Regions from separate parts of the Mus musculus genome. Here all the other regions are linked to region 3. A link is a loop called in an ENCODE intact Hi-C map of the cell type or tissue named here. Cell type or tissue: left cerebral cortex. All regions are shown on one strand. Links, peaks and the distances in the headings refer to the core of each region. The heading gives the core; the rest is flanking DNA.

Region 1 (7,681 bases), core at 3,159-5,658, 340 kb before region 3:
TAACTGGAAGCTGGATTACAGTTTCAGAGACTTAGCCATGACCATCACGGCAGGGAGGAGCAGGCAGGCAGGCAGGCACTGCAGCAATAGCTGAAGCCTTCCATCTGATCCACAAGTCAGGGCTAGGGAGGGAGACTGAGCTGATGTTGGCTTTTGAAAGCTCAAAGCCAACCCCAAGTCACACGCCTCCTCCAACGAGGCCACGCCTTCTAATCCTTCCCAAACCAGTTCACTACCTGGGGACCAAGCAATCATCCTGTTGGGGCCAGTCTCATTCAAACCACACAGTTCCATTATGCACGTGTGTGTGTGTGTGTGTGTGTGTGTGTGTGTGTGTGTGTGTGTGTGTGTGTGTGTGTTTAACTTTTTGGCAGTCCTGGGAATTAGGCCCAGCAGCGGCACTTGCTTCACAACTTCAGTGTGCTCAATTCACATGGTAGGACAGTTTGGGGATGAGAAAACTGCTGAAGGGCAGGCAGTTCGATGTCTCCCTACGTGGAATTGCTTTTATATGATGTTTTTTTTATTAGGTTCACTGCCTTAAGTGACTCAGGCCAAAAGTTTTAGGTACTTAAAGAGGTCCTTTTTAAAAATAACCAGAACATTTTGTAAGCCTGAATGTATATGGCCATTTGTCCACCTCAGTGTATCTTAAGTTACAGGGAAGTTCGGGTGCCCTGGGATCATTTCTGCTGTTGAGGAAAGTCCTTCCAGGTCTCTCACTGAAGTCTCACAGAGCTTCGCGCCTTGTGTTTCAGTTGTTGGTGAAAAAGAGAAAGCCAGTGGCACGGTGAACATCCGCACGAGAGACAATAAGGTCCACGGAGAGCGGACAGTGGAGGAGACGGTGCGGCGGCTGCAGCAGCTCAAGCAGACGCGCAGCAAGCAGGCAGAGGAGGAGTTCTAGCAGGCACACGCTGTGCCCGAGCTGGCGCCGTGTCAGGGAAGACCTTGTACACCGGGAAGCAAGCGTGGCTTCAGGCCGAGCGTGGAGTAGCTCTGCAGTCTGCATGAATCGGCCTTTGATCTGGCCAAGTCTTAGAGAATGTTGTAGATGGGGGTTAAGAGAACCATTTAAAGTATTTTGTTCATTAAATGCCTCTTTCCAAAAATGGAAGATCCAAAAATGGGGATGTTTTATGTACCCGGGTTATTTTGTATGAATTCAATCAATTAGGAAATAAAAAGATTTTAAATGTGTCTAAGGAGAAAACAGAGTTGAATTATGGCGTTAAAATAAAATTTACTACCAAAGATATCAAGACCTCTGTCCTCACGGTTATATAGAAGCGCTGGTCAGGTTGTACCCCTCAGTCTCCATCTGAGGCATAGCGTATGCTGATCCCTAACTGAGGTGGGAGCTGGGTGCTGGCTTGTTAGTGACATTTTTATTTCTTCTGGGGAAGACAGCTTTAACTTAAAACAGTGATGCTCAAACTTTTAAAGCTGTGTCTTCAATGAAATAGCTGTGTATGGAAGACTATTCCATGTTAAATAATCTATATTATGATGAAAAACTTCAAATTTCTATACCAGCTAATCATTTTATGGAAAATAACATGAGGGAAATTTCTTGTGTAATTTTTTAAAAGATTTATTTATCTATTTATTTATTATATGTGTGTACACTGTAGCTGTCTTCAGACACACCAGAAGAGGGCGTCAGATCTCGTTACAGATGCTTGTGAGCCACCATGTGGTTGCTGGGATTTGCACTCAGGACCTTCAGAAGAGCAGTCAGTGCTCTTAACCGCTGAGCCATCTTGCCAGCCCTCTTGTGTGATTTTTATAGTTATTTTCAGAAGCCAACGATGATGTTCAGGTCTATAGCAACCCTACCAAGTGTGTTGTAATGGTTCCATCAAAGAGGAGCTGTTTTACATGGATTAACCCTCTAGTGAAGGAGGACATATGTTTACCCTTGGCTTTTTTCTTGGAAACTTCATATGGCACACTCCCAAGTGCCTTAGCAGTTAGACTGTGGTCGGCTTGGAATTTATTTCTGTGTGTATCTTGACAAGACTTTAAGACATTTCCGTGAAGCCAGTGTTTTCTGGTCTGTTTATTGATTTGCCTTTGTTTGACCTAATGATGGAAAAGCCAGTGTTCAGGGTCGAGGATTAGTGCCAGATGAATGCTAGGCGCATGCACACCTCACCACCAAGCCGCACCGCCAGACCGGTTTGCACTGCATGGCGGGAACCTTCTGGGCAAATGGTTTTAGCGTTTGTTTCTATGGGCCTTTCAGAGCATTCACTGGCCCACTTCCCTTTTCACGGGGGACCGGGTTACAGTGTGGTGTGTCAGACTGCTCTTACACAGTCAGCTTCCGTAACCTACATTTTATTGAAGGAGCTGGTGTGCCGAGGAGCCAGCCAGCTAGAGAAAAGCAGGAACCACTGTATAGTAAAAGCATCACATTCCTTGTGCTCTGTTGGTAGTTTTAGCTCTATCAAGAAAATACAATGGAACTGATAACGTTTAATTTCTCCTCTATGTTCTCAGGTGTTAAATTTATTTACTTGATTATCCATAGGCATGAAATCAACCAGAAGCAACCACTGACTTCTAGTAGTCTGGGACTTAATAAAGACAATCGTGTTTATTATTAGATACCATGTGTGACTCCAGAGCACAGGTCCATCCATTCAGGTATTGTTTGTGGCTGCTTGCCCGCTGGAACAGTAAGGCGTTTGAGTGGATGTGTCAAGTCTGCACGTTGACTGTCTTGTGTGGGACTTGAAGGACTGTGTCCTTTTCCTGCTGTGCTTGCTGCCTTACGTGTGCACAGGAAGTAGGCTGGCAAACTTCTTGCAATCTTGAACTGGCTGTAAAAATGGAAGGCACGTATGAATGAATACAGAGCAGTTCCAGGAGTTTGGGTCAGGTGTGTGCAGTGGATGTGTGTAGTACCATGGGTAGGAGCAGGAGGACCCCACAAGCTTGACCCATGTGGGTGACAATGAGATTCTGAAAACACGACTTATTTGATGGGCCCTGATGAACTTGTCTGGACCGCCTAACTCTGGGAGGGGTAGACGGAACACATGGGAAATCTCCATTAAATTAAATTAGGGTGGCCGGATTTCTGGTTTGGTCCCTAGCTGATATACTCAGTTACATCAAAGATGGCCACTTTTTCTGTCTCCTTTTATGTGCTGTTGGGTCTCACAGAAGTTTTAGTCTTTTCATTTCACCTCTGAGCATCTCCTGCCCCTGGTTCTTCCCACTAGGCCTTGGTTTTCATGGCTTATAGACCTTTCTATCAAAACTCATTTTGCATGTGTGTCCTTCTTACCCTATCGGATAAATACCCATCCTTTCTCCAGTCCTAAAGTTGGGAGACCAGTTCTGTGTGCTATACGGAGTGGGGAGAATTGAAGCCACTTCCTGTTGGTGAGTTCCACTCCCAGCAGCTCCTAGTGTTTCCCCACAGGTATCGTTCGAGGCTCTCACTGAGGGGTACATCTTCAGATCGTCACACTCCGTGTGCTCCGCCAACTGACTTGGCTTAATACTACTTCCTTCAATGTGGCTCTTACTGCTGCTGCTTTTCGTCCATGAATGACGGTTTCCTTTTAAATCCAACCATTCTAAAGCCCTGGCCTTCTGATGTAGACTCACAGGTATGATCTGTGGGTTGCTATTCTAACTGCAACTTCCAGCTGGACAAATATAACTTCTCCGAGCCTCTTGCTGCTTGTCAGATGTATACACTGTGTCCTATGGTGTGTAAATGCCATGGCAAGTCTCTGAGTTCTGTTACTTCTACTCCAGCACTTCTCCCCGTCATGTCAACTTGCCTCTGACCTCTCAAACTCAAAGCACTAATATCTTTTCTCTCGAGTATATTCTGTTTCCCTCAGTGTTCTGACTTCAGCTTGCATAACAATCATTCAAACCCTGCTTTCCCAAGACCAAAAGGATCTTGTGTATTCTTCATTGCACTGAAAACTCGGGCTCTGACAATAGAACTAATCTGGCCGTGAACGAACTGGTTGTGATCCCTGCTCATCTGAAGAGGAAAAGGGCCCTCAAGCACTTGCAATCCCAGGGCCTAGTTCTCAGGAGGGAGCGATGGCCTGGAGGGAGCGTGGAGGCTGTGGAGAATGGAGGAATGGACTGATGGGTGTCCAGAGGAGAGGTGCCTGAACCAGTGGATCACGAGCAGCCGTGGGTCTAATGGGATGAGCAGACTAAGCAAAAGAATGAGGAGTTGAGTGAAAAGGAGAAAATGATTTCGATCAGATTCACAGCAGACTGGATGCATGTTGATTTAGAAACAGGTAGTCCTTTACTGGGGGCTTCAGTAAAGCTGACTTCCCAAGGGATAATCTCTGAAGTTTTCAGCTTCTCCAAGTGCATTATGTCTCCACAGCAACGTTAAGGTGTAATTAATTTAAGTACTCTGTCCTGTGGCTACTGATATCCAGTATCAGTGACCCTGGGCATATATAGGTATGAATATAATAAGTGTAAAGCTTACCTTCAGACAGCAGAGGGCAGTCTTGCCCTCTTTAGCCAGATAGATGCAAGCACCAAAGTTGGTACAATCAGTTTAAAATTACCTAATTAGTTCAATTAGCTTGAACTGTCCTGTCCACTCACTGGAGATGAGTAATGGACTCTGGCAGCATCGTTGAATCATGTTCATCGCTTGAAATGGGGCTTTCCCGGATCACTCTCAGTAGCCTCTCACCATAACCGACCGTGGAAAGCACACAAGAAGCAACAAAGAAGCTAAGGGCACTGGGACTGTCCCTGCCATTTCTAACACGCTGTGGATGAAGGCGAGTGATGTGGCAGGGGTCCAGGGAGACAGTGGACGGGTGTCTGGTTTATAAGCAGAGAAGCAGATGCATATGCAGAATAAATGCAGTGCTCGCTTCATAGGCGCAAAGCTGTCACAGAATATGGAGATGCAACAGCTACCAGTGAGCTTGTCAAAGACAAAGGAACCCAGGAAGAATGCTTTGTCATTCTGGTGAAAACAGTCCAGCAGAGAGAGGTCTGTGGAGTGCTAACAGTGCATTATCTGGATCCTGTCCGGCAGATCACTTGCAGTGCAGGTTGCTGCAGAAACAGGAATCTACACAATGAGACAGTCAGATGACAAGCCCAGAGATCTCCTTTCTCCACTAGGATAAAATAATTCCTCCACCTCACTGCCCCAGCTTCTGGGGGTGGGATTGGCTAGAAACTAGGGCACCTTACCTACTACATTTGCGCCAGTGAGCTACCCTCCAGCCTGCTTTGTGCTTTGAGGTAGAGTCTTATTAACTTACTCTAGACCCAAAGGCGCGGTGCAACCTTGTGATCTTCCTGCTTCAGGCTCCTCCCCAATAGCTAGGAGTGCATGCTTACGTTTCAGCTGAACTTTGGAAACCATTAATTTCAGGGTCTCTAAGCGGTCCAGGGTTGATTAAGACTGAACTCTGTGTCATTGAAGTCACAGCTCTCATAGTGGGGGAGAAGAGGGCAGCACTCTCGGGTTAATGGACATAGGTCCGGGTTTTAAAAAATAGCTGCATGAAATTCTGTTCTATGACTTTATCACAACTTAATTCAGAAAGTGCTAGGAATTTCAATGTGGCTTTTTTTATTTTGGCCTGTGCAATTTTGCTTTTGTTGCTATACAAACCATGCTTCAGAAAATGTTTGCATGTGTTCCTATGTAATTCTCCTCTCTTACAAAAATAGTTTCTCAGAAGTGAGATTGCAATGTTAGAAAGGTTTCATGCCTTTTTAGTTTTGTAAGCTCCATCTTAGATGGTGTGGTGGTTTGAATAAGAGTGCTCCCCATCAGCCCATAGGTTTGACTGCTTAGTCATCAGGGAACACATCTATTTGAGATGGATCAGGAAGTTAGCCTTGTTGGGGGAAGTGTGTTGCTGGGGATGGGCTTTGAGGTTTCAAAAGTCCATGCTAAGCCTGGTCTTGCTCTCTCTGCCTGCAAAGGATGTAGCTCTCAGCTACTGTTCCAGAGTTGAGTGGTACCCTCCTCCCACCATGCCCCCACCATGATGCTAATGGACTAACTCTGAAAATGTAAGCAAGCCCACAATTAAATTCTTTCTAAGAGTTGTCTTTGGTCGTTGTTTCTCTTCATGGGAACAGAACAGTGACTAAAACAGATGGTCTGATAAATTCATGCCAGAGTGCCTTTGTTCCACTTGCTCACAAATGCTAGTGATGGATCCGTTCACAGATGAAACCTACCTTCCCAATCAGAAGGAAAAGGTACCAAAACCCAGTTAAACTAAGCATTTAATACTGTGTCATAAAACAAACATGCTGAGTGACAGAAATGTATGTTACTACTATTAGAGAGTCAATAATAATAATAATTACAATAATTTTACTCAAAGATTTTAGCTTTACTTTAGACTTGGCAGTAGTTCATTCCATAAGCCAGAATAAATAAAACAAGAAGGGAGGCTTGGTCTGTAGACAGACAAAGGCCGAAACAGAAAACAGATGGCTCATCTCAATGTTAAGTTTCCTGTAAGGCCAACATAGGAGACAGAACAAAAGGAAACTCCCTTTCAGGTAAGGATTCAGGTGGAGAGAACTTGGTTACCCTGACAACTGTCTCTGGTTTGCTTAGGAAAACTGGCTGTTAACTGATAACCCTGACTTTCTCTATAATCAGATAAGCAATTTCAAGAGGTGACTATTTAGCCTCTGTGATGGTTTGTATATCCTTGGACCTGAGAGTGGCACCATCTGAAGGTGTGGCCTTGTTGGAATAGGTGTGACCTGGTTGGAATGGGTGTGTCACTGTGGGTGTGGGTATAAAATCCTCACCCTAGTTGCCTGGAAGTCAGTGTTCCACCAGCAGCCTTTGGATGAAGATATAGAACTCTCAGCTCTGCCTGCACCATGCCTGCCGGAATATGCCATGCTCTCACCTTGATAATAATGGACAGAACTTCTGACTGAACCTGTAAGCCAGCCCCAATTAAATGTTATTTTTATAAGACTTGCCTTGGTCATGGTGTCTGTTCACAGCAGTAAAACCCTAACTAAGACAGCCTCCATGCCTCTGTTTTGTTTTTAACCAGATCTGTTGGGGCTTAAAACCATTTGATCCAAAACAATAGTCTCTCTGTCACTGTTACTCAACCCCAATCATCAGACAAGAAATGGCAGGGATGTGGCTGTTCTTAGAGTCTGATATTTATGATGGATTGCTATCAGGAAGGGTGGCAACAGGGAGTGATGTGCATTATGTCCCCAGCCTCCCTGCCTGACATAATCCTTATACAGTAAGGAGGCTCCTCATGAGTGGACACTGTATGGAATATAAATATTCTTCCACTCCCCCTGGGTTCAGTCTCCACCCTGGTGTGCAGCTCCCACACCTAATATGGGCACACACCTGGAAGAAGAACAGGGCCAGTTGATCTTCATCTTGGCCAGAAAATATACAGTGCCACACAAAAGTTTGTGGTACATAGCACTACTTGTAACTGGAAGAAAACATTGATTGTATTTAAAATCATCATCCCCTAAAAAAGGATCACAACACCCCACTACAAAGAGAACTTGCAAGGATATTTCAGTGTGTTCACTTTAGTTAAATAAGTGGCTGATAGGACCAGTGTTTGGGGACAATCTAGATAAAGATAGGACTGTAGAGAGTGATATAAGGATACAAGTGCTCTAGTTCAGTAAATCA
Region 2 (7,681 bases), core at 3,159-5,658, 120 kb after region 3:
CACCACCACAGGTCCCAAGGTGCAAAAAACAGCAGATAAGATATTGACTGAGTTTGTCTAAACAAACTTCAAGGATGGCTTAGTTACAGTCTTAACTTTCCATGGCCCTGCAAGCCAATGACAAATGGTGAGTATTAAGCCAGATAATTGCTCCTAATGGATATGCACATAGGCACTCTCTGATATAACCTCTTATTCGATTAATGACTGAATTTATGTGCAAACTTGCAGTGAGCTTTTTTACCATGTGAACACACGCTCTGAGAGTCCTACAGGTGCTGAGAACAAAGGGCATAGATAAGTCGCCCTCCCCTTTTCTCCCTGAGGCTTCAACTTACAGAAGCACAGTTCCCTGCCAAGAGGCTTTGCCTAGCCTCCTGCCATTGTTGCTTTGAGGTGCTAGCCTGAGGCTGCAGAAGCCAGCCGTAAAGCAGGGCAGATCAGCTGCAGAACTGCAGAAGCAGAGGACCTTTAACCCAGCAAATGGTCCATGGGCTGGTTTCTGAATGGGATGTGAAAAATGGACTCCCTGGCATAAGACAGTCCGTTACTAAGAACATCCAGCCAGCAACAAGCTGGAAGTCATGATCAGACTCCAGGGCCTGCCTCGAAGCCTTTCAGCTTACTTTACTTGGATCAATCTTTTCTGTGTACACACCACAGTATATGGAGGAGTCTATGGACTATAATGTTTGTTGGTGCAGTTAAGACTAAGCAACATAGAATATTATCCCTACTGAGTTTTTCTTTTGTTATATTTATAGCAGAGATATGATTAAAATGTCCATTATAATTCCCCATTACACACTCAGGCACACAGCAAGAGCATTTATGTATTTGATAATTTATCATCTGCTTTTTTGTACATATTTGTGCTATTAACACCTATCACCAACATTTTAAGTAATGAAATATTTACATAAAGATCTCCAAAAACATTAACTGGAAATTGCATTAAATGTTGGTTTTAATTTGGAATAACTGTCATAATGAATAAATAACACTATATTACTTTTCTTTTTTTACAATTTTATTAAGATATAATTACATCAGCTCCCCCCTCACTCTCCTCCCTCCTGCCCCTCCCATGTCCCCTCCTACACCACCTCCATGTTTTCCTTTGCTCTCAATAGATAGACCGTATGCATTGCTTTCTTTGGTGAGCTTCAAGCCTAGAACCTGAACAGCAAAAACAAATCTTACAATCTGAATCAACACAAACCCAGCATTCTTTACAATTTGGGAGATGTGTTGGCAAAATCATGGGTAAGATCTCTTAAGTAGGGTTACTATTTCTGTGATGAAACACATTGGCCAAAAGCAAGTTGGGGAGGAAAGAGTTTATTGGGCTTACATTTATTTCTGTGTTGTAGTCCCTGATTGAATGAAGTCAGAACAGGAACTCCAACAGGGTAGAAACCTAGAGGCATGACTTGATGCAGAGTCCATAGAAGGTGCTGCTGAATGGCTTGCTCCCCATGGCTTGCTCAGCCTGCTTTCTTATAGAACCCAGGACCACCAACCCAGGAGTGGCATCACCCATTGTGGGCTGGGCCCTTCCTTACCAATCACTAATTAAGAAAAATCCCAATCTTGTGGAGCATTTTCTTAAGTGAGATTCAAGGCACCTGGAAAACTGGCCCAGGAAATACAGTGAATCACTGTTGCTGATGGCAGAGAAGAAACAAACTGTTCAGGGTGGAGTATAGCTCAGTTGGTAGCACACTTGCTCAGTGCACAGCAAGCCTTCGGTTTGATGCCCAGCACTGATTAAACCTGAAATCCTAGCACTTGGGAGGTGAAGGCCAGCTGATCAGCCATTTAAAGTCACTTAAGCCTAGCCTGGGGTGGGGAAGAGAGAGAGAGAGACTTTGCACTGGGTTAAACAACCGCTTGTTTGTTTGTTTCTTTAATGAAAAAGTGCTTCACTGTGTGTACTCAGAACCTAATAAAGGGATAACAAAATCTACAAAGTGCTTGCTAGAGATTCAAGTGTAAATTTTTCAAAAATTAATCCCCAGAATAAGCATCATCATGGCTCTGGCAGCAAACACAAAGGCATAGGACACTGGGTAGATACTCACAGGCTTGGAGGCCACTAAGGATGGCCCTTCCCCCATAAGCAATAGCTTGTAGAACCCAGTGCTGTTTGCTGGTCCCAAGTCTTGGATCTGAGTCATTTCTCTGTCCCTAGATAGAAACAGGATGCTCTGAACTGCTGGAACAGAACCAACAACTGTCTAATTGTGAAATTATGATCTACCTGGAGGATTTCTGAAAATAGCAAGGACACTATCCAAGTTATTCCAAATCACCCTGCTATTGGGAAAAAAAAGCTGTCTGTTCCAGGGCCATTAGAAATAGCACACAGAAATTGCACAAAATGTGGATAGGCAATTGGTCAGTGACAACTGTCTGTTGGCCATGGTACACTCTCACCTCCAAGTAATAAACTTTGTGTGGGTTGTCTCGTTTCTTTCTCTACAGTTCTCTAAGACCAAATATATGAGGGGAATCCAGAGCGAGATTCCAGTGGCAGAAGGATGCTCTGCAGTTGGTCAGCGGACAGATCAGAGTCCCAGATAGGCATGGAGTCATTCCTTTGTCTTCCACTGCTCACCCCCGAGTCTTCACAGATGGTGACTTGAACAACCAAAAGTCCTCTTTCAGTGAGGTCTGTCAGAGGGAGGCCTTGGAGAGTCTCTTTTCACATTTCATTCTTTACATTTGGAGACTTCCTTTAACACCTCCTCATACAGAATTCCATATGCATAAGAAAATGGGTTATAAAACTGTTCAGTCAAACAGCCTGTGGTAGTCTGAATAAGAATGTCTACCCCTATAGGCATATATATATATATATATATATGTGTGTGTGTGTGTGTGTGTGTGTATATATATATATATATATATATATATATATATATATATATGCTTAGTCACCAGGGAATGGCATTATGTGAAAGAACTAAAAGGATTAGGAGTCTCTTATATCTCTCTCTCTCCTCTCTCTCTCTCTCTCTCTCTCTCTCTCTCTCTCTCTCCCTCTCCCTCCCTCCATCCCTCCTCCCTTCTCCCCCCTCCTTCCCTCTCTCTCTCCCCCTCTTCCTCCCTCTTCTCTCTGCCGGCAAATCAGGATGCAGCCCCTTGCTTATGCTCCAGCATCATGCATGTCACCATGCTCCTCACCATGATAATGGACTAAGCCTCTGAAACTGTATGCAAACCCCCAGTCAAATGCTGTCTTTTGTAAGAGTTGCCATGGTCACAGTGTCTCTTCACAGCAAAGGAACAGTGATTAGGACTCAGCTGCTAAGCCATGGCTGGCCCCCAAATGTCTCTGCGTCTGCATTCATGTTATGTAAACTTGGAACCAGCTCCTCAAACTCCTTCTCCTCAGTACCGTTCTCCAGATCTGTAAGGAACCCAGTCTGAAACTGACAGACAGGGCATGCCACTACTCGTCTCTCCTGGGTGACTCTGAATTAACAGAGCCTTAAACACTGGCACCTACGGTGGCCTCCATGGCCAAACCTAAATTGCCTCTAACCATTATTTAGCTTCTATGACAAAAAGCCCATTTGCCTAAGTTTCCTTGTAATGAGTTAGAATAATTATTTAGTGCTGCATGAACAACCTGCTATACAACTTAGTCATTTCTTAATAAACCTTGTTGTTAAATCCTAGAGCTATAAGTCAACAACATTTCTAGACACCTAACCTAGTACATGGTAGCCATAATGATGCCAGAGGCTGATGTAACAACCATCTGTGATAAGTCAAGGCTTGCCCAATCTGTCCAGTCAGTACTTTGGCAGGGGATAACAGAACACCATGATTTCTCAGGGGATAACTGAACACCATGATTTCTCAGGGGATAACTGAACACCATGATTTCTCAGCAAGGGCAAAGACAATAAACATAACCATAGAGGGAGCACATGGAGAGGGGCTTATTACATGGAGCACATTAAGAAGACCACTGGGACACACTCCTAGGCAAGCTCAATTTAAGATGTACAGCGCTGAACCAGCTTGCTGTGGGTCCCTGGATCAAAGACGAAAGGGGCCAACCACATTCCTGGGCACCCTTAGCCCAAACTCATGGAGAACGCTGTGAAGACCGAAACAGAACAAGTGCAGTCATGAGAGTACACAGCTAGGGTATAGAGATGGTAGATAAGTCAGTTCTGGGTATGTACAGCTGTTGCATAAAGAGAGTGGGTCATTCAGTTCTGGGCATGTTCAACCTCTTTTTCCCAAGGGACTTTGGCTGGAATCAAAGAAAGAGACACTGTGAAGGTGACTCGCTGTAGGACTTTTCACTCAAGGGCTCCTGCATTGCTTGTGTGCGTTCTCTGTTGTCCTGAAATGTTGAGCCTTCGCTTCTTCTACTACCGAATTTCTTTCACGTGTGTGAAAGTGTTTGCATATTGAGCTTCCATATCAGACTCACGTGCACCCTATATACAGTAAAATTGTGTTCTCCTCCTAGGCATCTCTTTGGTCTCAGCTATAGTGGTGACATCGGCTCTGCTGCAGCATGTAGCCCGCAGAGATTCTGTCATAAACACAGACATCTCCATCACAGCTCACAAGAGCTGGGAAAATCGATCTGCTCAATAGATGAATTTCCACAGATTCAGATAGGAAGGGGAAATTTTTTACCCAACTGAGAAATAGTTTTGGATTTGAGAGTAGCTTGTGTTGGGCAATAGCACCCTCTGCCGGACCTTAGAAACAACAGGAAGCTTCACCTGTGAAGCTTGAAGCGGGTGTGTCAGGAGCCTTTGACCACCACCTGTGACAGTTCCTTTTGTCAGTCAGAGCTGTCTTCCCAAGGCCGCTTGGAATATACTGGCTCCACTCCTTCCCCCAGCCAGGGTGGCTTACTCTACCTCCTCCCCTTTTCCTCCTTGCCCTTCAGTTCCTCAAAACTGTAGCTCAGACCTTGAGATCAGGAAGGACAATGAAGAAAGTGATCTGTGTCAAGGAACTAATGGATACACACTAGACAATACAGCCTTTCCTCCATCTCAGTATCACTCCGAGAACATTTATTAATGGCATCTTCTTGAGACAGTAACAAAGCACTGGTCGTCTGGCTAGAGGGTCTAGATAAGAAAGGGAGTTAGTGGGAGCTCTGAGAGACAAACAGCCCAGTAGTTTAGGACCCTGGTTATTCTTGCAGAAGACCTGGGCTCAGTTTCCAGCACCCACATCAGGCAGCTCATTACTACCTGTAACTCCCATTACAAGAGATCTGATGTCCTTTTCTGGTCTCTGTGGGTAACTGTAAGATTAAGTACACACACAGACTCCCACATGCACATAAAACTAATGAATAGTTTTTAAAGGAGGAGAATTGGGTGCTATGGAGAGGGTGGAGGAGAGAGACATCTCAGACCAAAGGAGGGAACACTTCTATAAAGTCTTCTCCAGTTAAAAGTAGCAATCATCACTTTACTGTGATAGATCATGAATGTTTTAGGGGTAAAATGTATCTTAAGGGTCAGAGGTTGCCTTTGGTAAAACTTCCATACTGCTGTTCTCGAAGAGTTCGCTGAGTACTTAGAGATATTATTATGACAACGGGTTTGCCTTGAGGAACTGAAAAAAACGCTGCCCTCGAACCTTTATTGAGCAAACACATTCTGCAATTCATGACTTGGCTAAACTTAGGTTAAGTAATGAAATCTTTTCCTTAAATTACATAGCAAAGATTTAAAAGATTGAATACTAGTTTGCACATTTCCCTCTTGATTTGAATTTTCTCCCTGCTGGCATTACTAGATTAGCAATTGACCTCCAACAGAGGGCACCTTGCAGATGTCTCCTTACTGAGAAATGTGGATGTTTAAACAAATGCATAAACCCTTTCCTTGCATAGCACTGCCTGAGACCCCAGGCCACAGCTCATTCTCCGGGTTGGAACACTTCTCTGCTGGCCCCAAGCTTCTTTCCATATGGTTCTCCATGGAAGTGGTTTTCAACTGTTTTGTAACTTTGGGGTTTCTAAATTCTAATAGAAAAAAATCAAAAATGTTTTGAAAAGGAGGAGATAAGATAATGTTAAGAACCTTTAAAACACTAAAACTTCATTTCAGAATGACTAATGTATACTTGAAACTTCCTTTGACCATGTCAAACTTTTTCAGCAAATTTAACCCTGTATAGCTTGAGAGACAGCACTAACCCTAGAACTGAAAAACAAACAAAACCAGAACAAAGTAAAAGAGAAACCAGTTTAGCACCATTCTGCTGTGTTGGGTTGAGTCTGGTTAGTAATCGTCTTCTTCTCCAGCTGTTCTCATTCTCCTAGAGGCTTTCCAAACGGTTTCTGATTGGGCACTGGAGGCTTTGATTATGGCTCTTTAACACTTCAACCTCCCTTCTAGCCCAGCACCCACAAGAGGTAGAGGAAAAGAAAGGTTAATCTGATACCGGAGTCGTAGATCTGTTTAGAAATAGTTCTTTGGGGTGATTCCAAAGATCATTGTCAGCAGTGCAGGCCATTAGCAAAACACCAAACATGAGTCAGTAGCAGTGGCTTGATCCAGAAGAAACTGTGAGGCTCCACCAATTGCCACAAGTCCACAGAAGTGGTGAGGAGCAGCTGGAATGCCACCAGGAGTCCTTTGGTGTGTTTCTCGCTACAAAGTCATGACAACAGAAGATCATCGAGGAAAGCAGTGCAGGAGCACCCATTCACTCTGTGTTGGGTTAGACTTACCCTCTTTCCAAACATCACATATCCTCCCAGGCACATGCTCCAGCAAAACATCACATGTCCTTTCACCAGGCAGCTTCAACATCTCTGTGTTCAGCAAAACCTAAGACAGTTCACAGAGAAACATCACATGACTCAACTGAGCCTCCAACGAAATCAGAAATTCCCACTTTGGGGCATCAGTGATTCCTAGGATGAGGGCTGGATATTATTATTGTCCAGGTTCATAGGTGGTAGTAAAGCAGCTCTGAAGGGTGACCGGGTCTATCCAAACTTCTTAGCTTGAAGGGACTCCAGTGTACAGTTCTTCTCCTTATCCTTCCACTTCACAGATCGGGACCAACAGGAAGAGCAACTTTCAAAAGTACAGTTTGTCAGCCGGGCATGGTACCACATATGTTTTCCAGTTTGTTTTCTATTGCTGTGATAAATAATGTGACCAAAAGCAGCTCTGGGGAGGAGTTTTGGGCTCACATTTATTTCCACATCACCATCCATTATCAAAGGAAGTCAGGACAGGGGTTCAAGCCAGGAACCTGGAGGCAGGAACTGAAGCAAACACCATTGGGGAGCACTGTTTACAGACTTGCCCTTTGTTGTTTACCAAACTTGCTTTCTTATACAACCTGGACCACCTGCCCAGAGATGACAATGCCCACAGTGGGCTTAGTCCTCCCTCATTAATTAGTAATCAAGAAAATCTGCACAAGCATACGGACAGACAGGTCAATTTAAGGGAGTCATCAAGTGGAATTCCCTTTTCTCAAGTATGTCTAGGTTTGTATCAAGTTGACAAAACCTAACCAGCACAGCTGTGATCTCAGCACTCAGAGGTGGTGTGGAAAGGACCATGTGTTCAGGACTGGCCCTGGCAGCAGAGTAAGAAAGCAAAGGCACCATAAACAGAAGGCTGCCTTAGTGCTATCTCCCAAGCTACTCAAATGCCATGCA
Region 3 (7,681 bases), core at 2,600-5,099:
CTGTGGTCTGAGATGTGGCTATCTGCTTACGACCGGGTCTATCACCACTTCATCCTGCATAGGGAAGGAATCCAAGACACCCTCCAATGCCCACTGGAGGACTTCAGAGAGTTAATGGTTATCAGAGCTCACAGCCCTCTCTAGTGGAGCAGCCTCGGATAAGTCACGCTCATGCAAGTAATTGCAGTTCAACTCCGTGGGGGTGGGGGGCATGAGAGTAGGAACGCGGGAAGAAAAGCATCAGTGGGTGAGGAGCAGGCATGGCAGAAGGAAATGGAGAGGAAGGTGAGCAGAAATTTATCACATACATGCATGTAACTTTCAAATGAAATTCAAAGCTGAAAATGATTTTAAAATATCTTTAAGAGAGAGACTCTGTGGTCCCGTCAAGAGGAATAGTCAAGGAAGGCCTGCCTGAGCAAAGAGAGCGTGTGGCAGACAAAGAAAGGGAGAGGAGTTGCTTCGACGTGGGGTGAATGACTACGGAGTCACTATTCCTGTAGCTCAAAGGTGGCCATGTTGTATTGACCAGAGAATGCACAACACCGTGATGGTCCACATTTGTGTTGAACTGACCCTGTGTGCTCAGGCGGCACATACAAACTTGAAGTGTGTGTGTGTGTGTGTGTGTGTGTGTGTGTGTGTGTGTGTGTGTGCATGTGCATATCTGTATGTATATTTATCTATATTCCTATTAGTTAGCCTCTTTCTCAGGATCCCAAGTAGCCCTGTCCCCAGACACTCCGACCCTCTCTTGAGACCTTTCTACCTATCTCTCTATGACCTAGTAGCAAGAAAGTCAATGTCTAATCCTACCGAGGCTCTGCATGCACATTTCTGGTTCTACCTCCTGGAGGTAATTTATTGATTCTTTTCCCCCCAGTATCTTAACTTGGAGGTTTAAATCATTAATGTTAAATCTTTCTTTTATAAAAAACATGTTGTGTGGTTATGAGCTTCAAGGGTGATCATAACACACACCTTCCCAGCAGGAAAAAAAAATACAGAGAAAAAGCTACAGAATCTGTTGTGTGGAGTGTGTGCCTGAAAAGAAGCACTGAGGAGGTGGGAAGGGTGCCTCTTTTTTTCAGAGAATTAGGCAACCTTTCTCAAAATGGTAGCATTTTTGCCTAAGCTTGAAGTATGAGTAAGACCGAAAATATCTGACGTGGACAAAGAGAGGAAACATTTGCAAGGACATCTTTAACAATGGCAGTGCCAGCCAAGAAACACAGTTTGATATCTGAACTCCCACAGTGATAAACCTTGACAGTCCAAGTAATGGATGGGAAGTTGGAGTGCACCATGGCTGACTTAAAATCAAGCTGCTGAAAAGGGGCACCCTTTCTTCTCCTTTTTCCACAACGTTTATATTCTTGAACAATATCAACAAATTACATATGGTTCAACTCTCCAGGAGGGATCCATAAGGCAATCAACGACATGATGTGGTGTCATTTTTAACAGCACACCTGATGGCTTATGTCACCCTGACAGGCTTTTCTCCCTCATGTTTGTATGCATACACCATCGGAGCAAAACGGGGTCAGCGCTTTGCAGATAAATGGTCCAGAGTCTCGTTTTCTCTGACAATGAGTTTATGTGGAAAGGGAATTTGCCCTTTCGTCATACACTTAGTCAAAAAAAAAAAATCTTACACATTATCTGGGATGCACTTGGAAGAGTAGACTAAGCAATGAAGATCTTTCTAGCTGTGCTGGCCGGTGCTTTGACAACATTCAGTGAGAGGGCCACTGACGAGCAGCCATTCCTGAGGGTTCAGGCTGAATCCTGAGAGAGCTAGTGCTCCCAGCACCTCTGCAGCAGTGCCCCTTCAGATCAACAAGGATTTGAACTGTAGGAGAAAGCAGCCAATCTTCTCCATGGCCCCTGTATCGTTACTCAAGTCACGTGTATAGTGAAGTATCACTGGAGGCCATTGTTCCCAAGAATTCAAAATTATTTACCTAGAGGTTTAGAGTTTACATGGAAATTAGTACAGAGGCTCAAACTTAGAAAAAAAAATTAGAGTCTCCTGGCAGAATGTTCTAATTGTAGATCTCCAGGCTCCTTTTCAACCCTTTTGAGAACCAGAATCTCTGAAGATGGTGTGGGATGTGAAAAAAGTCTGGAAAATGAATTCGAACAAGCTCCCCCCCACCCCAGTAATTTTGATGTTGCATGGCCAGCAACTATCTCAGGCTATTCTGGAGTGCCAGTTACTTCCTTACACAGGGCTCGTGAGGCTAGACAGATCACGTGACTGTGGAATGGACTTGTTATCTGACGGCTCAGGGTCAGCCCCAAGCTTACTCATTCCTAAGCCTGAGAGCCTTAGACCTCTGCACAACCTCTAAGACTTGGAGTGCCCGTTTGAGGAGTGTCATCTGGAGCATCACTGGGAGGTGTGTAAGAATCAGGCTGTAAAGATACAAACACTTACTGGCCTTTGGGACCCTCCTCACTCTAAGATGCCTGTGTAACACTAGCAGCAGGGTATCCCATAGCTACGGTTACAGCCCCTGGGTGACCTGAAACATCCCTCAGCACATGATGGAGGCAGAATTCAGAACCAGGAGATCAACTTACCTCACTACAGATGGAGGCCAGGAGTCTTAGCTTCTGACTCCCTAGGAAAATCTCCCCCTTTGAGCAACAATCAGACATAATGCTCTTAGCAGTATCATCAGCTCCACTGTAGTTTAACTGAGGAGCATCGAGGAGGGTCAAGGCTCTGTAGTTGGGAAGATGCACTGCATCAATGATGAGAGGGGCGTGCACCTAGCCTAAGACAGTATACTATGCCACTTCTGTACACATACTTTTAACTCCTGCCTAAAGGCAATGCCTTTTGGATTATTTTCCTAGAAATGGGAATGAGACCACAAAGGATTTCCCACATCCTCCAGTGCACCGCTCCCCTGACACTGCCTTTAGATCATAGATTCTTAAAAATACAAGAAAGGGGAGTGTTTGCTACAGGCAACACCTTGCCATTTACAGAGACATTTTGGAATACACGGCAGGAGAGAAAACCGTTACTAATATCTAGTGGAGACAGGTCAAGAGTGATGGTCACCTGAGTCAGAATGTCAATGTTTCCAAAACCTGGAAATTATACTTTAGACTAAAATGACTTCTCAGATGAGAGACACACACCAAAGACCCCAGAGGGCCAAACTCATGACTTCATTCTTTTGCTTTGGCAGTTAGCTAAGTGAATCTCTCAGCCTATACCACAGACCTCCAAAGAGCAGAGCACTCGTCAGTATTTCTGAGCTCTATCTAATCCCCTTGGCTTCATTTCTTTAGTGGCCAGAAGTCAATAGGACTCTCTTCTTAATAATATCAGCAGCCCCTATGCTCAGTGTCTGTCTCAGTGTCTGCCTCCTGACAGTCTCAGGAAGTTCAAACTTCATTAGACATGGTTTATGATTCATTTTGCTTTGTTTTTCTACTTATATTACAATCACACAACTCTTAACTATTTGTATCACCCATCTGAGTGTGAACTCTACAGATTGTACTTACCATAAAGTCTTCTAGTCATGGAATAACACCTAACAAAGCGAGGCTAAGTAAGTATTTGTTAGATGAGTGAGCAGACTAAGACCTTTACTGCATAGGACTTTCCGTATCACCACAGGTTTCCTTGGTTTTCAGTAGCCCTTGAAATACAATAAAAAAGAAAGAAATTGGCAGAGGAAGAAAACGCTTTTTTAAAGTGAGAACGTGCGCTTGAAGGCGAGGCTATAAAGCCAGGATGCAAGGAGGGGTCCACAGAAGCACAGAATTACCAGGGCAGAGAACTTCAACATATTAAAACTGATCGAAGGCCAGTTGATTTTTTTTTTTACTGAAGCTCTTGCGACCTCTATTGGTAAAATCGAGAAATGCAGCGTCTGCAGCGAAGTGCCCTTTTAAAGTCCACTTTGGAATTAAGACTGTTTAAGGTTGCCGAGGACCTCTTTTCTCTTTTATTGTTCCTTTGACTGATTACAAGTCTTTATCTCTTTCGCTCCATCTGTCCGTATATCCCCAATTACTGTTAGTAAAGTCAAGTATTATCCCAGAAGTGAGGGCAATTACTGCATGCTTAGCATACTTGTTTTTCAGGTTAGTTCTTCTGTCAAGAAAACACTTCAGCTTCCTTAAGTCCTTCTAAGAGCAACTAACCTGGCATCTAAATAAACTGCAAAGTTGAGACGTAACACGTCTCCCCCTCCCCACGGCCCCCTGTAGCTTCAGTTCTTAAAATATACTCAATTCCAGGCAAACATCAACCCTTAGAATTCTGCCAATCTGACACCAGGTAAGTGTTCAGCTAATTAGAGGGGAGATGGGGCTTCAGTTTGAGTACTAGGAAAAGATTGGTTATTTGATTTAAAGAACAAAGGGTGTTACTATTGTGTAAGTGGGAGAAACAAACTATTGTGTTAAGGTGGGGAGAAAGGAGAAAAAAAAACCTCGTCCTAATAAAAATAAGAAAGGAAGAAAGCAGACTCAGACTCACTCCAGACACCGAGAAAATAAAAGACTAAGACCACTCCTTCTGCAACTTGGAACAAAGGGGAGTTAGTTGCCAGTAGACTCTGCCTCTCCCTGCGTGGCGCGCGGGGTTCAGCACTTCGGAAAGCACCCCCATCTTCTCGCACGGAGATTATGCAAGCTCTTCGGGGCTCTCAGCAGAGGTGGGTGCCAATGTAACTCATCAAACGCTGGCAACTCACTGGGGGTTGACAATATCGGACACACAGAAAACACCAACGGAGCTCCAGGAAGTGATGGCGTGAATCAGCCTTCAGGCAGTCAGAGCGAGACACAGATGTCCACGATCTGTTTTCCTCTAGAAGGAGAGAAACTCCTCCGGGCAACCTCAGAAGCCAACAAAGGTACTGGGAGAGCCGTGCTCCTGAGTAGGGGACTGCATCTAAGTGACAGCAGGAAAGCAGAGGGGTATGACTCAGTCTTAGAGTAGGTAGCTGGAGACTCAGTTCTCACCAGGAGGAACCTTGATCCCCAGCCACTTGCCTAGAACTATCCTCTCTTCTAAACCCACCAAGAACTGATGCTGAGTGCAGCCAACCCCTGCGCCCAAGGCGGTTCTGGGCGCCAACGCGGCTCAGCATCCAGTTTCCAGGAGCCCTTTTGAGCGTCTACATAGAAAGCTCAGGCACCTGCTTTGCGCGCCCGCCTGGGTACCACACCCGGAGCAAGCGCTGACTCTCGGTAGTCGGCTTGCAGAACGTGACTAAGGCGCACCTGAGCATGCAGGTGGCTTCTGCAACCCCCGCGGCCACCGTGAGGAAAGCAGCTGCGGGTGATGAGCTCTCAGAATTCTTCGCTCTGACCCCAGACTTGCTGGAAGTGGCCAACGCCAGCGGCAATGCGTCGCTGCAGCTTCAGGATCTGTGGTGGGAGCTGGGGCTAGAGTTGCCAGACGGTGCGGCGCCTGGGCATCCTCCGGGTGGCGGCGGGGCAGAGAGCACAGACACTGAGGCCAGGGTACGGATCCTCATCAGCGCGGTTTACTGGGTGGTTTGTGCCCTGGGACTGGCCGGCAACCTGCTGGTTCTCTACCTGATGAAGAGCAAGCAAGGCTGGCGCAAATCCTCCATCAACCTCTTTGTCACTAACCTGGCACTGACTGACTTTCAGTTCGTGCTCACTCTGCCCTTTTGGGCTGTGGAGAACGCACTAGACTTCAAGTGGCCCTTCGGCAAGGCCATGTGTAAGATCGTGTCCATGGTGACATCCATGAACATGTACGCCAGCGTCTTCTTCCTCACTGCTATGAGCGTGGCGCGCTACCACTCGGTGGCCTCGGCTCTCAAGAGCCATCGGACCCGAGGGCGTGGCCGTGGCGACTGCTGCGGCCAGAGCTTGAGGGAGAGCTGCTGTTTTTCAGCCAAGGTGCTGTGTGGGTTGATCTGGGCTTCGGCTGCGCTGGCCTCGCTGCCCAATGCCATTTTTTCCACCACCATCAGGGTGTTGGGTGAGGAGCTCTGCCTCATGCACTTTCCAGACAAGCTACTGGGCTGGGACAGGCAGTTCTGGCTGGGTTTGTACCACCTGCAGAAGGTGCTGCTGGGCTTCCTGCTGCCGCTGAGCATCATCAGTCTGTGTTACCTGTTGCTTGTGCGCTTCATCTCCGACCGTCGCGTAGTTGGGACAACAGATGCAGTAGGAGCAGCAGCAGCGCCTGGGGGAGGCCTGAGTACAGCCAGCGCTAGGAGACGCTCCAAGGTCACCAAGTCGGTGACCATCGTCGTCCTCTCCTTCTTCCTGTGTTGGCTGCCCAACCAGGCGCTTACCACCTGGAGCATCCTCATCAAGTTCAACGCCGTGCCCTTCAGCCAGGAGTACTTTCAGTGCCAAGTGTACGCGTTCCCAGTCAGCGTGTGCCTGGCGCACTCCAACAGCTGCCTCAACCCGATCCTCTACTGCTTAGTGCGCCGCGAGTTCCGCAAGGCGCTCAAGAACCTGCTGTGGCGGATAGCCTCGCCTTCGCTCACCAACATGCGCCCTTTCACCGCCACCACCAAGCCAGAACCTGAAGATCACGGGCTGCAGGCCCTGGCGCCGCTTAATGCTGCTGCCGAACCTGACCTGATCTACTATCCACCCGGTGTGGTGGTCTACAGCGGGGGTCGCTACGACCTGCTCCCTAGTAGCTCTGCCTACTGAGACCTGCCAAGGCTCAAGGTCTTTCAAGGAAAAGGAGAGGGAAGGGAGAACAGTTTGGAGGCTGAAGGGGTGAGAATGGAGAAATTCCTGGGAAAGGGATGTGGGGAAGAGCACTGTGACGGCGCCAGAGGAGGACTGTCCCTGCAGAAATCACATTAAGGAAGGAATACCTGGGACCAGATAGAGCAAGCAGCCTTGCCTCCTAGTTCCCACTCCATGCCTTCTATCCCAAGCCCCATTTCTGCACGTGCGCGCTGAACACTGGGACACCCAGAAGCTGGGGAAGGATCAGAGAAGCAGAGGGATTGAGTTGTGTAGGAGTTGGTGCTCATATAGCCTTTCCTAAGCTCTTTGACCTGGGAGTGTCCCAAGCAAGCATCTAACTTGCTGTAACCATCTGGGAAAGAATGAGAAGTTAAACCCCGGTATCCTTTATCACCCTCGACAGGGCTAATGTGCACGAGCTGAGACTGATCTCCTCCTCGCCATACCACGCATCTGAGCAGAGATGTCACCGGGAGTCTTTAGGCAGTGGCATGAGGTGCCAAAGAGAGCACTGTGATTAGAGGGTACGAAACAGAGAGACCCTGAAGGAACAGGGGGACTGCATAAGTGTCTCCGGAAGCCTAGTTATCCGGAATGTCTTGAGGGCAGTCTGGAGACCTGGCGCTCTGGTCTATTGTTGGAGGTGAACCAGCAAGCATCCGGAAAAGCTCTGCTGGGGGTGTGGGAACATTAGGAGCCCCCCCTCCTTACTCTTTGGGAACCGAGCTGACTGGGATGATAAACTGGATTGGCAGATAGAGAGATGGTTCAATGATGTTAGAAGCGCAGGAGATGCTGTCTAGTTGTTCTCTAGAAGCCGAAGATTGCTCTTTCAAAGTGGGAAGGAGGATTTAAGTCAAATCTCTCCTAAGGGGAAGATTTCTGTTCTCAAGGGCATCGCCAGAATCTTATGAGTAAAGGTATTGCTCCTGTAACTAACAAAAGAAGG

Evidence for each region. Peaks named below come from ENCODE experiments on the same cell type or tissue, not always from the same donor. Only the 100,000 strongest peaks of a DNase experiment are listed, where the experiment ranks them.
Region 1: a loop joins it to region 3, with 9 times the contacts of the local background. A loop is called at or near these places in 29 of 42 quality-filtered maps.
Region 2: it touches region 3 in a loop (6-fold over the local background); 11 of 42 quality-filtered maps call a loop at or near these places.

The regions. Positions count from the first base shown.
Region 1 is chr15:11,377,237-11,384,917 of GRCm38, reverse strand. It overlaps Tars (threonyl-tRNA synthetase), which reads left to right. Exons shown (of 19, transcript NM_033074.3): 19 at 759-1,255. The coding sequence ends at 907. Among named protein-coding and RNA genes, the nearest start is that of Gm34444, 14 kb to the right of the region's middle. In left cerebral cortex, for the core only: a CTCF peak has its summit at 4,492 (motif pointing right); a DNase peak (open chromatin) is centred at 4,503.
Region 2 is chr15:10,918,347-10,926,027 of GRCm38, reverse strand. No RefSeq gene overlaps it. Among named protein-coding and RNA genes, the nearest start is that of C1qtnf3, 30 kb to the left of the region's middle. In left cerebral cortex, for the core only: a CTCF peak has its summit at 4,718 (motif pointing left); DNase peaks (open chromatin) are centred at 3,304 and 4,661.
Region 3 is chr15:11,034,872-11,042,552 of GRCm38, reverse strand. It overlaps Rxfp3 (relaxin family peptide receptor 3), which reads left to right and starts at 4,585. Exons shown (of 1, transcript NM_178717.3): 1 at 4,585-7,681. The coding sequence starts at 5,269. The coding sequence ends at 6,687. In left cerebral cortex, for the core only: a CTCF peak has its summit at 3,899; DNase peaks (open chromatin) are centred at 3,878 and 4,788; H3K4me3 peaks cover 374 bases.